Linked DNA regions of Homo sapiens: region 2 is linked to region 1. Evidence: chromatin loops called from intact Hi-C (ENCODE). Cell type or tissue: HCT116. All regions are shown on one strand. Each heading gives the region's core, and the rest is flanking DNA. Links, peaks and the distances in the headings are about the cores only.

The links. Peaks named below come from ENCODE experiments on the same cell type or tissue, not always from the same donor. Only the 100,000 strongest peaks of a DNase experiment are listed, where the experiment ranks them.
Region 2: it touches region 1 in a loop (2.8-fold over the local background); 3 of 110 quality-filtered maps call a loop at or near these places.

Annotation. Positions count from the first base shown.
Region 1 is chr17:47,591,723-47,597,126 of GRCh38, forward strand. It overlaps NPEPPS (aminopeptidase puromycin sensitive), which reads left to right. Exons shown (of 23, transcript NM_006310.4): 11 at 234-338; 12 at 763-823; 13 at 4,631-4,740. Among named protein-coding and RNA genes, the nearest start is that of KPNB1-DT, 55 kb to the right of the region's middle. In HCT116, for the core only: no CTCF peak of the experiment used is centred there; no DNase peak of the experiment used is centred there.
Region 2 is chr17:47,525,706-47,536,889 of GRCh38, forward strand. It overlaps NPEPPS (aminopeptidase puromycin sensitive), which reads left to right and starts at 5,403. Exons shown (of 23, transcript NM_006310.4): 1 at 5,403-5,850. The coding sequence starts at 5,596. RefSeq lists silencers at 5,913-6,062, 6,093-6,272, 10,953-11,154. In HCT116, for the core only: no CTCF peak of the experiment used is centred there; DNase peaks (open chromatin) are centred at 5,366 and 6,375; H3K4me3 peaks cover 2,247 bases; H3K27ac peaks cover 2,136 bases.

The sequences.
Region 1 (5,404 bases), core at 405-5,404:
CAGAACAAAGCCAGGACTGGAACCCAGGCTCTAAGGGATGACAGGAATCATGTTCTATTCAACTTTATTATTATTAGTTACTACATTTTTTTGAGGACCATCGTTATACATTATGAGTGAGTTAAAGGCAGAAAAATGTAAGTTAGAAGGGTTTTCCTAGAAAGCGTTTTATGTAATTCAGTATTACAGGCTATCTGCTTCCTGTCATAACCCTGAATCACACTGTCTGCCAGGTCAGTGTGGGCCATCCATCTGAGGTTGATGAGATATTTGATGCTATATCATATAGCAAAGGTGCATCTGTCATCCGAATGCTGCATGACTACATTGGGGATAAGGTAAAAAAAAACTTTAAATATTTCATTCTTTTATGGTGAAATCATAAGAGTTTTGCATGAAAAAAAGTCTCACTTTATTTGGATTAAGTTCCCAAATAGTTTCTGGCTTGTCATTTTTTTTTAATGACCAAAAAGAATGAGAATTCAATTATTTGAAGTTGACTACTCTGGTCTCTTAGATGAGTGATGTGCAGGTGTGTTTGGGAGTGGAAATGGGAGGCTGTTACAAAACTTAAGAGCAAGAATAGAAGGCATAGAGTACGCATTATTAAATAAAAGGCAGTAGGCATCAGAAGGATATATGTGTTTCAGTGTATCTGATACTTGAGTATTTGAGTAAATTTGTTTTTGATTACTGATATACAAATATACTATAAATTCTGAGATCTGACTTCCCTGGATTTTAAAAATTGTGTTTTCTCAGGACTTTAAGAAAGGAATGAACATGTATTTAACCAAGTTCCAACAAAAGAATGCTGCCACAGGTAATCTCTAATAGCTTGAGATAGAAATGGAGAGAAAGTATTGTCACTCTATCCAGGCTGGGACATTTTATTTTTGTTCTGAATACTTAAGGTCAGGATCCATGTAATAAATAAATTAGCCTTATTTGAAGCTGTGTTCAGGTTGAATATCTCTAATCTCAAAATCTGAAATTTGAAATGCTCCAGAATCTGAAACTTTTTCTTTCCTTTCTTTCTTTTTTTTAATTAAAGTTCTAGGGTGCATGTGCACAATGTGCAGGTTTGTTACGTCAGTATACATGTGCGGGCCATGTTGGTTTGCTGCACCCATTAACTCGTCATTTACATTAGGTATTTCTCCTAATGCTATCCCTCCCCCAGCCCCCTACCCCATGACAGGCCCTGGTGTGTGATGTTCCCCGCCCTGTGTTCAAGTGTTCTCATTGTTCAATTCCCACCCAAAATCTGAAACTTTTTGAGTGCCAACATGATGCTCAAAGGAAATGCTCATTGGAACATTTTAGATTTTGGATATTCCAATTATAGATGCTCAGCTAGTAAGTATAATGCAAATATTCCAAAATCCAAAAGAAATATGAAATTCAAAACATTTCTGGTCCCAAGCATTTTGGATAAGGGATACTCAACCTGCAGTAAGTCATAGGGTCAACATGAATCAGGACTCGTTATCCCTTTGGTCATCCTCCAGCATTCTGCTTTCCATAACTGAGTATTTTGCCAACTTAAAGAGTCTGGGCCGGGTGTGGTGGCTCACGCCTGTAATCCTAGCACTTTGGGAGGCCAGGATGTGCGGACTGATTGAGCCCAGTTCAAGACCAGCTTGCAACATAGCGAGACCCCACCTCTACAAAAAATACAAAAATATTAGCCGGGTGTGGTGGTATGTGCCTGTAGTCCCAGCTACTCAGGAGGCTGAAGTGGGAAGGGTCACTTGAGCCCAGGAGTTTGAGGTTACAGTGAGCAATCATGGCACCACTGCACTCCAGCCTGGGCAACAGAACAAGATCCTGTCTGAAAAAAATAAAAAATAAAGGGAATACAGTCATGTGTTGCTTAACAACAGGGATATGTTCTGAGAAATATGTTGTCAGGCAATTTCATCAATATGTGAACATCATAGAATGTACTTACAGAAACCTACACAGTATGTCCTAGGCTATGTACACCTAGCCTACATGGTATATACCCTGTTGCTGCTAGGCTACAAAATACCTGTACAGCATGTTACTGTACTGAATACCATAGGCAATTATAACACAATGGTATTTGTATACCTGAACATTTCTAAATATAGAAAAGGTACAGTAAAAATATGATATTAAAGATGCTCCACCAGCTGGCTGATATGCCTATAATCCCAGCACTTTGGGAGGCTGGGGCAGGTGGACTGCTTGAGTCCAGGAGTTTGAGACCAGCCTGGGCACCATGCCAAAACCTCGCTTCTATAAAAAGTACAAAAATTAGCTGGGTGTGGTGGCATGTGCCTGTAGTCCCAGCTACTTGGGAGGCTGAGGTAGGAGGATCACTTGAGCCTGGGAGGTCAAAGCTGCAGTGAGCTGTGATTGGGCCACTGCACTCCAGCCTGGGCAACAGCGAAACGCGGTCTCAAAAGAAAATAAGGTGCTACACCTGAATGCAGCTTATAGGACAACTTATAGAGGTTGTTCTAGTTGAGTGAGTGGTGAGTGAATATGAAGGCCTAAGACATTACTATACACTACTATAGATATTATAAATACTTTACACTTAGGCTACACTGAATTTATAAAAATAATTTTTCTTTCTTGAATAATAAATTAACCTTAGCTTACTGTAACATTTTAAATTTACTTTTTAATTTTTTTAACTTTTTGATTCTTTTCAATTCTTTTTTTTTTTTTTTGAGACAGAGTTTCGCTCTTGTTGCCCAGGCTGGAGTGCAATGGTGCAGTCTTGGCTCACCACAACCTCCGCCTCCCGGGTTCAAGTGATTCTCCTGCCTCAGCCTCCTGAGTAGCTGGGATTACAGGCATGTGCCACCACGGCCGGCTAATTTTGTATTTTATTTTATGTTATGTTATGTTATGTTATGTTATGTTATGTTATGTTATGTTATGTTATTTTTTGAGACGGAGTCTCGCTCTGTCGCCCAGGCTGGAGTGCAGTGGCGCGATCTCGGCTCACTGCAAGCTCCACCTCCCGGGTTCAGGCCATTCTCCTGCCTCAGCCTCCCGAGTAGCTGGGACTACAGGCGCCCGCCACCACGCCCGGCTAATTTTTTGTATTTTTAGTAGAGACAGGGTTTCACTGTGTTAGCCAGGATGGTCTCGATCTCCTGACCTCATGATCCGCCCGCCTCTGCCTCCCAAAGTGCTGGGATTACAGGCGTGAGCCACCGCGCCTGGCCTATTTTATTTTTTTTAAAGACAGGGTCTTGCTCTGTCGCCCAGGCTGGAGTGCAGTGGTGCAGTCTTGGCTTCGTTGCAACCTCCGCCTCCTGGGTTCAAGTGATTCTCCTGTCTCAGCCTCCCAAGTAGCTGGGATTACAGGTGTGTGCCACCATGCCCAGCTAATTTTTGTATTTTTAGTAGAGACAGGGTTTCACCATGTTGGCCAGGCTGGTTTCGAACTCCTGACCTCAGGTGACGTGCCCACCTCGGCCTCCCAAAGTGCTGGGATTGCAGGTGTGAGCCACTGCACCCAGCCTAATTTTGTATTTTTAGTAGAGATGGGGTGTCTCCATGTTGGTCAGACTGGTCTTGAACTCCAGACCTCAGGTGATCCGCCCGCTTTGGCCTCCCAAAGTGCTGGGATTATAGGCATGAACCACTGCGTCCAGCCTGGATATTTTTAAAGTGAGGTTAATTGAATGGGTATAACGGTCTTAAGTTTGTCAGTGATTGTTTAGTAGTGATCTTGAACACATTTCAATTTCTTTGTTTCTCCTTAACTCATCTGTTTATCTTTTATTATAATTTGTAATTTTTCTTATAAATTAGAATGATTAAGTATATCTCAGAATAAAAGACCAGTTTTGGCCAGGTGTTATGACTCACACCTGTAATTCCAGCACCTTGGGAGGCTGAGGCAGGTGGATTGCTTGAGCCCGGGATTTTGAGACCAGCCTGGGCAACATGGTGAAATCCCATCTCTACAAAAAATTGCAAGAAATTATGGGCCAGGTGCGGTGGCTCATGCCTGTAATCCCAGCACTTTGGGAGGCCGAGGCAGTGGATCACCTGAGGTCAGGAGTTCAAGACCAACCTGGTCAACATGGCGAAACTCCATCTCTACTAAAAATACAAAAATTAGCTGGGTGTGGTGGCACATGCCTGTAATCCCAGCTACTCAGGCACCTGAAGCAGGAGAATTGCTTGAACCTGGGAGGCAGAAGTTGCAGTGATCTTAGATCATGGCACTGCACTCCAGCCTGGGCAACAGAGCAAGACTCCATCTCAAAAAAAAAAAAAAAAAAAAAAAAAGCCAGGTGTTGTGGTGTGCACCTGTAGTCCCAGCTACTCAGGAGGCTGAGGAGGGAAGATCACCTGAGTCTGGGAGGTCGAGGCTGCAGTGAGCTGTGATTATGCCACTGCACTCTAGCCTGGGTGATGAAGTAAGACCGTATCTCAAAAAATACCAGTTTTTATGATAGAATTTACTTAGTTGCAGAAGAGGGGTGGCAAGGGGAATGTTAATTTGGCTCACTGTTTCCTGAACCTGAAAGAACCAAAGAATTAGCAGTGTAGTGTCAAAAGTTAAATAAAATTTCTTTTTTGTTTAGGAAAATAAAAATATAAACATTTTAGATTATCATTGTTTATCTTCTAGAGGATCTCTGGGAAAGTTTAGAAAATGCTAGTGGTAAACCTATAGCAGCTGTGATGAATACCTGGACCAAACAAATGGGATTTCCCCTCATTTATGTGGAAGCTGAACAGGTAAACATATAAAGTCTTTCCATTTGTCTGATATTGTATTAAATGAAGTTCAGTACAGTGTATCAAGTTTGCTTTTCTGTACTTTAAGTTTTCTAGTGACATTTAAACCAGCCCTGTTACTCTTTTATCAGTAATTTTACAGCTTGCATCATTAAAATTATACATGCTTAAGAGAGAAAACAAAATGTTACTTGCTTGTCTAGTCTCCAGGGAAAATACTGTAAAATTTGATATAATTCTAAAACCACCAAATATGGTTTATTCTACAAATGCAAGGTTGGTTTAACATTTTTTAAAAAATTAGGCCGGGCGTGGTGGCTCACGCCTGTAATCCCAACACTCTGGGAGGCCGTGGCGGGTGGATCACTTGAGGTCGGGAGTTTGAGGCCAGCCCGGCCAATGTAGTAAAACCCTGTCTCTACTAAAAATACAGAAATTAGCTGAGCATGGTGGCACACACCTGTAATCCCAGCTACTCTGGAGACTTAGGCAGGAGAATTGCTTGAACTCGAGAGGTGGAAGTTGCAGCGAGCCGAGATTGTGCCACTGCACTCCAGCTTGGGCAACAGAGCGAGACTTCGTCTCAAAAAAAAAAAAAAATCAATGTATTGATTTATAATCACTACATAAACAGAATCAAATGCAAATAGCACATAATCACTGA
Region 2 (11,184 bases), core at 3,311-8,310, 63 kb before region 1:
CACGTAGTTTCTCTATGGGGCATACATCTTGTACATACAGGAAAGGCTACAGACTGGGTAAAATATTGTCTCTTGGTTAATTGGTTAGTCAGCTCAATAATAATTGAGATGTACTTTGTGCAGGGTCCAGTACTGAGAGTAATAAAGGAATTAGGAAACAAGCTCTTACTAGTAGTACATCTTGCAAAGATACACATATAAAATAAATTTAAACACAATTATAGGCCAGGCGCGGTGGCTCACGCCTGTAATCCTAGCACTTTGGGAGGCCGAAGCAGGCAGATCACCTGAGGTCGGGAGTTTGAGATCAGCCTGACCAACATGGAGAAACCCCATCTCTACTAAAAATACAAAAAATTAGCCAGACATGGTGGCGCATGCCTGTAATTCCAGCTACTCAGGAGGCTGAGGCAGGAGAATCGCTTGAACCTAGGAGGCGGAGGTTGCAGTGAGCTGAGATTGTGCCATTGCACTCCAGCCTGGGCAACAAAAGCAAAACTCCATCTCAAAAAAAACCCAGAATAAAACAAAAACAACATAATTACAGAGTAACAGTCAGAACAAGTACAAATAAATCAGCAAAAGCCAGTACTTGTGAACTGATGGGAAAAGAGAGTTGGGTGGAGTTAGTCAATGAGGACTTTCTGGAAAAGGTGAGTGTTGAAGGAAGGGAGGGGCCCCGGTTTGCCGAAAAAGATGAGGAGGTCATTCCAGCAATAATGCCTGAGCAATGGTAGAGAAGAGAAGAATGAGCAAGCTGTAAGGGCCAAGCATTAAACCGGTTAGCTTGTTAAGACTGGAGAATATATGTTAAAGGATAAGAAAAAACAAGTCTGGGAAAATGATAAGGACAGTTCATGGAGAGCCTTAAATGGTTATGAATGAAATTTGCTTTAACAGACATAATGAAAATAACATTTTGAGAAGCTGAGAAACAGACGAACTATAATAAAATACAACTGGAGAGTTAGGGCCAGGCGCGGTGGCTCACGCCTGTAATCCCAGCACTCTGGGAGGCCGAGGCGGGCGGATCACGATGTCAGGAGATCGAGACCATCCTGGCTAACACGGTGAAACCCTGTCTCTACTAAAAATACGAAAAATTAGCTGGGCTTGGTGGCGGGTGCCTGTAGTCCCAGCTACTCGCGAGGCTGAGGAAGGAGAATGGCTTGAACCTGGGAGGCGGAGCTTGCAGTGAGCTGAGATCGCGCCACTGCATTCCAGCCTGGGCGGCAGAGCGAGACTCTGTCTCAAAAACAAAACAAAACAAAACAAAACTGGAGAGTTAGAACAACAGGGAATCTGCTGCAAGATTCTCAGGAGAGAAAAAAAAATGCCTAGGTCCTAACTGTGGCTCTGCCAATTATTAGTGTATGACCTTAGGCAAGTCCTTGAATTTCTGTGTGCCTGTTTCCTCAAATGTGAAATGGGGTAATGGTGTCCGCCTCACAGAGTTGTTGAGAATAATTAAATGAATTAATATATGAAAAGTGTTGGCCAGGCATAGTGGCTCACACTTGTAATCCCAGCACTTTGGGAGGCCGAGGTGGGCGGATCACTTGAGGACAGGAGTTCGAGACCAGCCTGGCCAACATGGTGAAATCCCATCTCTACTAAAAATACAAAAAAATTAACGGGTGTGGTGGTGGGCACCTGTAATCCCAGCTACTTGGGTGGCTGAGGCAGGAGAATTGCTTGAACCCAGGAGGTGGAGGTTGCAGTGAGCCGAGCTCACACCATTGCACTCCAGCCTGGGCAACAAGAGTGAAACTCCATCTCAAAAAAAACCCAAAACAAAAGAAAAAAAACAAAATGTTTAGTAAGCACTTGATAAACATTCAATTACAGTTAATTAAATTATTATTATATGGGCTGGGCGTGGTGGTTCATGCCTGTAATCCCAGCCCTTAGGGAGGCCTAGGCAGGTGGATCACCTGAGGTCAGGAGTTTGAGACCAGCCTGGCCAACATGGTGAAACCCAGTCTCTACTAAAAATACAAAAATTAAAAAAAGAAAAAGAAATAAAAAGAAAAAAAAGAAAAAATAAACAAGAAAAACAAAACAAACAAACAAATAAAACTAAAAATACAAAAATTAGCCGGGCATGGTGGCGGGCACCTATAATCCCAGCTACTTAGGAGGCTGGGGCAGGAGAGTCGCTTGAACCCGGGGGGCAGAGGTTGCAGGAGCCAATATCATGCCATTGCAATCCAGCCTGGGCAACAAGATCGAAACTCCATCTCAAAAAAAAAAAAAGTGTTTAGTAAGCACTCGAAAAACATTCAATTACAGTTAATTAAATTATTATTATATGGGCTGGGCACAGTGGTTCATGTCTGTAATCTCAGCCCTTTGGGAGGCCTAGGTGGGCAGATCACCTGAGGTAAGGAGTTTGAGACCAGCCTGGCTAACATGGTGAAACTCCATCTGTACTAAAAATACAAAAATTAGTCGGGCATGGTGGTGGGCGCCTGTAATCCCAGCTACTGAGGAGGCTGGGGCAGGAGAATTGCTTGAACCCATGAGGTGGAGGTTGCAGTGAGCTTAGATCACGCCACTGCACTCCAGCCTGGGTGACAGAGGAGACTCCAGCTCAAAAAAAAAATTATTATATGTTATTTAAATTATTATTTCTCTGACCAGTAAGTGGTCATAGAACTACATATATATAAGAAAAGGCCCCATCTCACACCTTAGTTTGAAAGGATTGCAGCTTTTCAATCTGCCTTTCTGAAAAGTATGTAGGATTCAGAGGCTAAGAGGCCAGGCCCAGAGTCCAAAACTGTGCTGCCCAGTACAAGAGCCACTAACCACACGTGACTACTGATCACGTGAAATGTGGATAGTCAGAATTTAGATGTGCTATAAATGTAAAATACATGCTGGATTTCAAAGTTGGTGTGAACAAAATAAGTAAAATATCTCATTAATTTTTTTTTTTTTGAGACGGAGTTTCACTCTTTTTGCCCAGGCTGAAGTGCAGTGCTGTGATCTCAGCTCACTGCAACCTCCGCCTTCTGGGTTCAAGTGATTCTTCTGCCTCAGCCTCCAGAGTAGCTGGCTAGGATTACAGGCATGCGCCACCATGCCTGGCTAATTTTTGTATTTTTAGTAGAGACGGGATTTCACCATGTTGGTCAGGCTGGTCTTGAACTCCTGACCTCAGGTTATTCACCTGCCTTGGCCTCCCAAAGTGCTGGGATTACAGGCGTGAGCCACCGTGCCCGGCCTCATTAATATTTTTTATATTGATTACATGTTGAAATGATAATATTTTGGATATGTTGGGTTAAATAAGATGTGTTTTCATTTGTTTCCTTTTTACTTTTTTGTGATGTGGCTACTATAAGATTTAATACTACCTAGTGGTTCATAGTATGTTTCTGCTGGACAGTACTGGTCCATTACAACATACTACATTCAGTTTTGGAAATTACTGGGTTCTATCTGAGAAATTTCTATAAAGAAATATGAAGATTATGGATAAATCTCCTTGCCTTTGACACTTTAAATAACATTTTTAAAATTGTTATTTCATTTTTATTTTTTTAGAGACAGGGCCTCACTCTGTCATCTGGAGTGCAGTGGCACCATTACAGCTCACTGCAGCCTCCATCCACCTCCTGGGCTCAAGTGATCCTCCCGTCTCAGCCTCCCGAGTAGCTGGGATCATAGGCACACGTCACCACACCTGGGCCCACTTTTTTTTTTTTTTTTTTGAGACAGAGTCTCGTTGTCGCCCAGGCTGGAGTGTAGTGGCGTGATCTTGGCTCGCTGCAACCTCCGCCTCCCGGGTTCAAGCGATTCTCCTGTCTCAGCCTCCCTAGTAGCTGGGACTACAGGCACATGACACTATGCCAGGCTAATTTTTGTATTTTTAGTAGAGATAGGGTTTCACCATATTGGCCAGGCTGGTCTCGAACTCCTGACCTCGTGATCCACCTGCCTCAGCCTCCCAAAGTGCTGGGATTACAGGTGTGAGCCACCGTACCTGGCCCTGGCCCCCCTTTTTAAAGATAATTTCAGTTACATTATATATATATATATATATATATATATATGCATTTGTATATATACCTCCTCAATTTGCAAGGTATCTACAGAACTGAGAGAGCCACAGATAGTTCACCATTAAAGAGGCCATGATTGCTGAAGGATCTTTTAGTTTAAAAAGAAACAAAGATGAAAATGGGGAAAAGGTGAAACATCCCATTTTATTTATTTATTTATTTATTTATTTATTTATTTTGAGACAGAGTCTCACTCTGTCGCCCAGGCTGGAGTGCAGTGGCGCAATCTCGGCTCACTGCAACCTCCACCTCCAGGGTTCAAGCGATTCTCCTACCTCAGCCTCCCGAATAGCTGGGACAACAGGCGCCCGCCACCAAGCCCGGCTATTTTTTTTTTTTTTGTATTTTTAGTAGAGACGGGGTTTCACCATATTGGCCAGGCTGGTCTTGAACTCCTAACCTTGTGATCCGCCCGCCTCGGCCTCCCAAATTGCTGGGATTACAGGCGTGAGCCACCGCGACCGCCCGAAACATCCCATTTTAAACATTAAATCATGGAAACAAAAATACAGTTTTTGAAATCACTCCCTCAAAAGTCCAAATCTCATTGGTTGAAGTAACCTAGATTATTAAAGGTTTTTTTTTTTTTTTTTTTTTTTGAGACGGAGTCTTGCTCTGTCGCCCAGGCTGGAGTGCAGTGGTGTGATCTCGGCTCACTGCAAGCTCCGCCTCCCGGGTTCACGCCATTCTCCTGCCTCAGCCTCCTGAGTAGCTGGGACTACAGGCGCCCGCCACCACGCCCGGCTAATTTTTTGTACTTTTAGTAGAGACGGGGTTTCACCATGTTAGCCAGGATGGTCTCGATCTCCTTGACCTCGTGATCCGCCCGCCTCGGCCTCCCGAAGTGCTGGGATTACAGGCGTGAGACACTGCGCCCGGCTATTAAAGGTTTTATAACAAAACTTTCAAATCATCCTTTGAATTTGCTACTTAACAGGAACTAAGGCCAGAGAGCCTCAAGTCAGGGCTTTTCGCTGACCTGGAGGCAGAATCCAGTTTGGGGTTTTGCTTGTAACTGGTATTTTATGCATGCGACCCTGGCTGAACTGACCAACTGCGTAGGCTTCAATTTCCCGAGGGCCCCTTATGCCTTTCCTTCCTCTGATCAAGCCCTTCCCGGCTCCTTCCAGTTGGAAGGCCGCCCCCAGTCCTGAGCGGCGCCGACAGGTGCAGCGCCCGCCTCCAGCCCTGCGCTCGCGCGAGCAACCCGACGCCCTCCCGCCCCGCCGGCCGCGCCCTCGTCCTCGCCGCTCCGCCCTCTGCCCAGGCGTGCGCGCGCACTCCACGGGGGCGCGCCCGGCCGGCGGGGCCGCGCACGCAGCCGCCGCCACCACTTCCCCCTCTCCCTCCCTCCTTGCGGGCCCTCCTCCCCTTCCCTCCCCTCCGCCCCCTTCCCCGTAGGCAGCCCGCCCGCCAGTCCGCCCGCACCGCCTCCTTCCCAGCCCCTAGCGCTCCGGCTGGGTCTCTCCCCCGCCCCCCAGGCTCCCCCGGTCGCTCTCCTCCGGCGGTCGCCCGCGCTCGGTGGATGTGGCTGGCAGCTGCCGCCCCCTCCCTCGCTCGCCGCCTGCTCTTCCTCGGCCCTCCGCCTCCTCCCCTCCTCCTTCTCGTCTTCAGCCGCTCCTCTCGCCGCCGCCTCCACAGCCTGGGCCTCGCCGCGATGCCGGAGAAGAGGCCCTTCGAGCGGCTGCCTGCCGATGTCTCCCCCATCAACTACAGCCTTTGCCTCAAGCCCGACTTGCTGGACTTCACCTTCGAGGGCAAGCTGGAGGCCGCCGCCCAGGTACAGCGACCCTCGGGCCCCGGGGCAAGCTGCGGGGCGAGCAGTTAGGCCGCGCCCGCGGGCTGGACTCAGGGCCCGGCCGGGAGGGCGGGCGGGCCTCGGGTCGGGGCTGGGCGGCCGCAGGGCGCCGGGTTCGGCGTGCTCTGCCTTGCTCTGTTGGGGCTGGGGCTGGGGCTGGGGCTGGGGCCGGGGCAGGGACCGTGGCCGGAGCTGAGGCTGGGGCTCGGGCTGGGGCCGCGCTGCGGGAGCTCTGGGGAGCCGGCGGCCCGGCCATTGCGCCCCTCCCCGGCGAGCACACCTGTGTGGGGCTTTCCCCCCCGCCCCGGACCCTTCTGGGCTTGATAGTGTTCCGGGGGAGGCTGGAGGGTGTTGGGGGAGGACGGAGAGGTCATGGGAGTCCCCGCTCTGCCTCAACCACCTGACTCAGTTCTTTCTTTGGTTTCTCTCTACACCTCTCGGGTGATAGATTGGAGGGGGTGGTCATTTGGGACTCTGGCCGCCGCGTTGGAGCGACGAGGGGAGCTTCTAGAAGGGGGGGGAGAGGGTGAGAACGAGAATGTTAATCCCAGGCAGCCTCGCTGACTTCTCCCCGCCTGCTCCAGCCCAGGGGCTGGGTTTCCAAGATGATCCGCCCCCTCCCCCTTTCCCTCAAGTGACAGTGCAGCAGTGACTTTGTTCTCTCTTAACCTCCAGAGAAGCTGCGGGAGGACCCCATCTCCGCTTTTCCACCTATCTTCCTAGCTTTGCGGCCTTCGAAGCTGGTGGATTTATTGCTACCGTGATGGTTGCTTAGCAGTACCTTCCTCTCCCAAGAAGCTGGCTGGGCGCGGTGGCTCATGCCTGTAATCCCAGCACTTTGGGAGGCTGAGGCGGGCGCACTTGAGGTCAGGAGTTCGGGACCAGCCTGACCAACATGGTGAAACCCCCGTCTCTACTAAAAATACAAAAATTAGCGGGGCGTGGTGGCGGGCCCCTGTAATCTCAGCTACTCGGGGGCTAAGGCAGGAGAATCACTTGAACCCGGGGGGCAGAGGTTGCAGAGTCGAGATCGCGCCACTGCATTCCTGCATTCCAGCCTGGGCGACAGAGTGAGACTCCGTCTCAAAAAAAAAAAAAAAAAAAAAAAGGAAAGAAAGAAGCTATTAGTTATAACATACCACCGGTGAAAATATTCCATTACTCTTCACTGCAGTTTTTGGTGAATCATACTCCACTCCCTCCTCCCGCAGCATTATCTGAAGTATTGTTTGATTTTGGAGACCATCAGTATAGATGCCCGACAAACATCCTGCACAATAGGCATTTATGATACTATGTAATAGGAAGCCTGTAATAAAAATGGGAACTGTTTGATAGTTATCTGTAAATAGAATGTTAGTAAATATATTTTGTTTCATTTCTCTTCCTACTGCAGTCTGGGGTCGGGGGAAATCAGTAGGCTCCCACCTTAAAGAACATGGTGTATATAGTAATGAAATGAAGTGAAGACTGGTGCTCGAATGAATTGAATGTTGGTAGTTGTCTTTGAAAAACCAAGAGGGTACGGTACTCAGATTAAAAATATGTCTAAAAGTACAGAATTTAAAAGTATAGTTATCTATACTTATCTGTGATAGATAACTATAGCTGTCACATTTGGAGCACTGGTGTGAAAGCAAGAGGGCTCTAGGATTTGGCAGCATCAAAAGGCAGAACTTAGTGAAAATCAGGTGATTTAAAATTTTTCCATTAAGAATATGAATCAGAACGAATGCATCTTGGGTCTAAATTAGAATTTGAGAAGGTTATTTGGGAAACTGTGGCTTAAGCCAAGTGACTAGAGTGTTTGATATATATTGGCAAGGGGCAGATGGGAGGGATTGTAAACAGTAGTGTGTCTTGTGACTTGGCAAACCTTTGGGAAAGAGAACCTAGTGATGAATGAGTTCGCATTATGTGAAAAGACTAACATTAAAAAAAACATTTGTTTCTTTACCCTATTAGTTGCCAAAATGGATTCATAATTTTTGGAGGCAAACATATTTTGGGAAAAGTCTAGAAAAAAGTACAGATTTTTAAATGATTACTTATTAAAGAAGTGAGTTTGATTTAAGTATCGGGATAGAACAACAAGCAGTGACATGTTTCTCCTTACCTCTTTTCTACTTTTGTGGAAGACTGGTTTGTGCCATTGAGTGAGCATATGGTAATATACTAGATATTAGCAGGGACTTGTTAATTTGATGCAAGGAAATAAATAAAAAATAAATAAATTTTTTAAGTAGCATGAACTTTTCAAAACACTTTTTTTCCAGAAATTCTTTTCAGGCTAGATGGCAACACAAAGATGACACAATAGTGAATTCCAACAGGTTTTATTAAAGGATGATTGGACTTTTAAATTGTACTAATTGACATGTTTGGAAGGGTAAAAGAGGAATTAACATTGGTAAGAAGTAAAAAGCATATATTAATGTTTTTGAAATCCATGAATTAGAGCAATACGTTTAAATTGTGGCATTAGGTGGTATCTTGTGGGCATTTTAAAATATTGACAAAATTCTTTTTTTTTTTTGAGATGGAGTCTCGCTCTGTCGCCCAGGCTGGAGTGCAGTGGCACGATCTCGCCTCACTGCAAGCTCTGCCTTCCGGGTTCACGCCATTCTCCTGCTTCAGCCTCCCAAGTAGCTGGGACTACAGGTGCCCGCCACTGCACCCAGCTAATTTTTTGTATTTTTAGTAGAGACAGGGTTTTACTGTGGTCTCGACCTCCTGACCTCGTGATCTGCCCGCCTTGGCCTCCTAAAGAGCTGGGATTACAGGCGTGAGCCACTGTGCCCGGCGACAAAATTCTTATCTGTAGAAACCTATATTTATGACTGATATTGGATCAGTTTCCTAACAGTTGGAATCACATAACACAAAACATGCAAGTTGCTTAGTTGCTTTAGTTACAAAATTTTACGATAAGCCCAGAGTATTTGTGTAGGTTACATATTAGAAACTTAGTGGATTTATTTTATTTTTTATTTTTATTTTTTTGAGATGGAGTTTCGCTCTTTCTCCCAGGCTGGAGTGAAGTGGTGTGATCTCGACTCACTGCAGCCTCCACCCTGTGCCCCTGCCGGGTTCAAGCGAGTCTCCTTGCCTCAGCCTCCTGGGTAGCTGGGACTACAGGTGTGTGCCATCACGCCCAACTAATTTTTGTATTTTTAGTAGAGATGGGGTTTTGCCATGTTGGCCAGGCTGGTCTCGAACTCCTGACCTCAGGTGATCCCCTTCCCTTGGCCTCCCAAAGGGCTGGGATTATAGGCATGAGCCACCATGCCCGGCCAACTTAGTGGATTTTTAACCTGGCCTGGGGTGTGGACTGCTGCAGAAGGTGAAGAAATTAGTCCATGTTCAGTGATTTAAAAATCAATTGTCTTGGCCGGGCACGGTGGCTCACACCTGTAATCCCAGCACTCTGGGAGGCCGAGGCGGGCGGATCACGAGGTCAGGAGATCGAGACCATCCTGGCTAACACGGTGAAACCCCATCTCTACTAAAATACAAAAAATTAGCTGGGCGTGGTGGCGGGAGCCTGTAGTCCCAGCTGCTCAGGAGCCTGAGGCAGGAGAATGGCGTGAATCTGGGAGGCGGAGCTTGCAGTGAGCTGAGATTGCGCCACTGCACTCCAGCCTGGGCAACAGAGCAAGACTCTGTCTCAAAAAAAAAAAAAAAAAAAAAAAAAAAGGCTGGGCGCGGTGGCTCACGCCTGTAATCCCAGCACTTTGGGAGGCAGAGGCGGGCAGATCATGAGGTCAGGAGATCGAGACCATCCTGGCTAACCCAGTGAAACCCCGCCTCTACTAAAAATACAAAAAATTAGCCGGGCGTGGTGGCGGGTGCCTGTAGTCCCAGCTACTCGGGAGGCTGAGGCAGGAGAATGGTGTGAACCCGGGAGGCGGAGCTTGCAGTGAGCCGAGATCGCGCCACGCACTCCAGCCTGGGTGACAGAGCGAGGCTCCGTCTCAAAAAAAAAAAAAAAAAAAAATTAGTTGTCTTTCACATTAGTGTGGTCTAGCTGGTTTTGAAAATTTGTTATTATACAGAAGTTTCTCTAGGCCCAAAATTTATTTCATTCCCTGTCCCCTCCCTTTACACTGGATACTTGAGAGCAGTGGACTTTTGTAGATATTTCATATTTTGATCCTCTCCGTTTGTGGATAATTAATTAAAATGAATTATAAGTTTATGTGTGTGACTACTATTTATGATTATGAGTGTGTAGTGGTTGGTACAATAATTGGGTATTCTTTTTTTTTTTTTTTTTTTTTTGAGATGGAGTCTTGCTCTGCCACCCAGGCTGGAGTGCAGTGGCGGGATCTTGGCTCACTGCAGCCTCTGCCTCCCGGGTTCAAGCAATTCTCCTGCCTCAGCCTCCTGAGTAGCTGGGACTACAGGCACGCGCCGCCATGCCTGGCTGATTTTTTTGTATTTTTAGTGGAGATGGGGTTTCACCATATTGGCCAGGATGGTCTTGATCTCCTGACCTCATTCCATCTTCCTCGGCCTCCCAAAGTGTTGGGATTACAGGCGTGAGCCACCGTGCCCAGCTGGGCTTTCTCTTATGGAAATATTTTACCTGTGCCAGAGAAACTAAGTTTATCATTCAAGGCCAGAAATCAGGATATCCTAGCCAACCCCTGGCCTCTACTAACAAAATATACATGTTGGAGATAACTAAATTGGCACTAAGTGAATAGTTGCCAATATAGTAGTTTGTTTGGCAGATTAAAAATTTGGCACCTGAATGGTTATTGTCAATTCTGTGTTACAAATTTTTTGCCCAAATTCTGCATATTTTCTCTCTTTTTTTTTTTTTTTTTTTTTGAGATGGAGTTTCGCTCTTGTTGCACAGGCTGAAGTGCAGTGGCATGATCTCGGCTCACCGCAGCCTCTGCCCCCCCAGGTTCAAGCAATTCTCCTGCCTTAGCCTCCCAAATAGCTGGGATTACAGGCATGCGTCACCACGCCCAGCTAATTTTTTCTGTTTTTAGTAGAGACGGGGTTTCTCCATGTTGGTCAGGCTGGTCTCGAACTCCCGACCTCTGGTGATCCACCCACCTCAGCCTCCCAAAGTGCTGGGATTATGGGCGTGAGCCACCGAGCCACCGTGCCTGGCTTCTTTTTTTTTTTTTTTTTTTTTTTTGAGACGGAGTTTTGCTCTTGTTGCCCAGGCTGGAGTGCAATGGCGCGATCTCGGCTCACCGCAACCTCTGCCTCCCAGGCTCAAGTGTTTCTCTTGCCCCAGCCTCCAGAGTAGCTGGGATTACAGGCGCGCACCACCAAGCCCAGCTAATTTTTTGTATT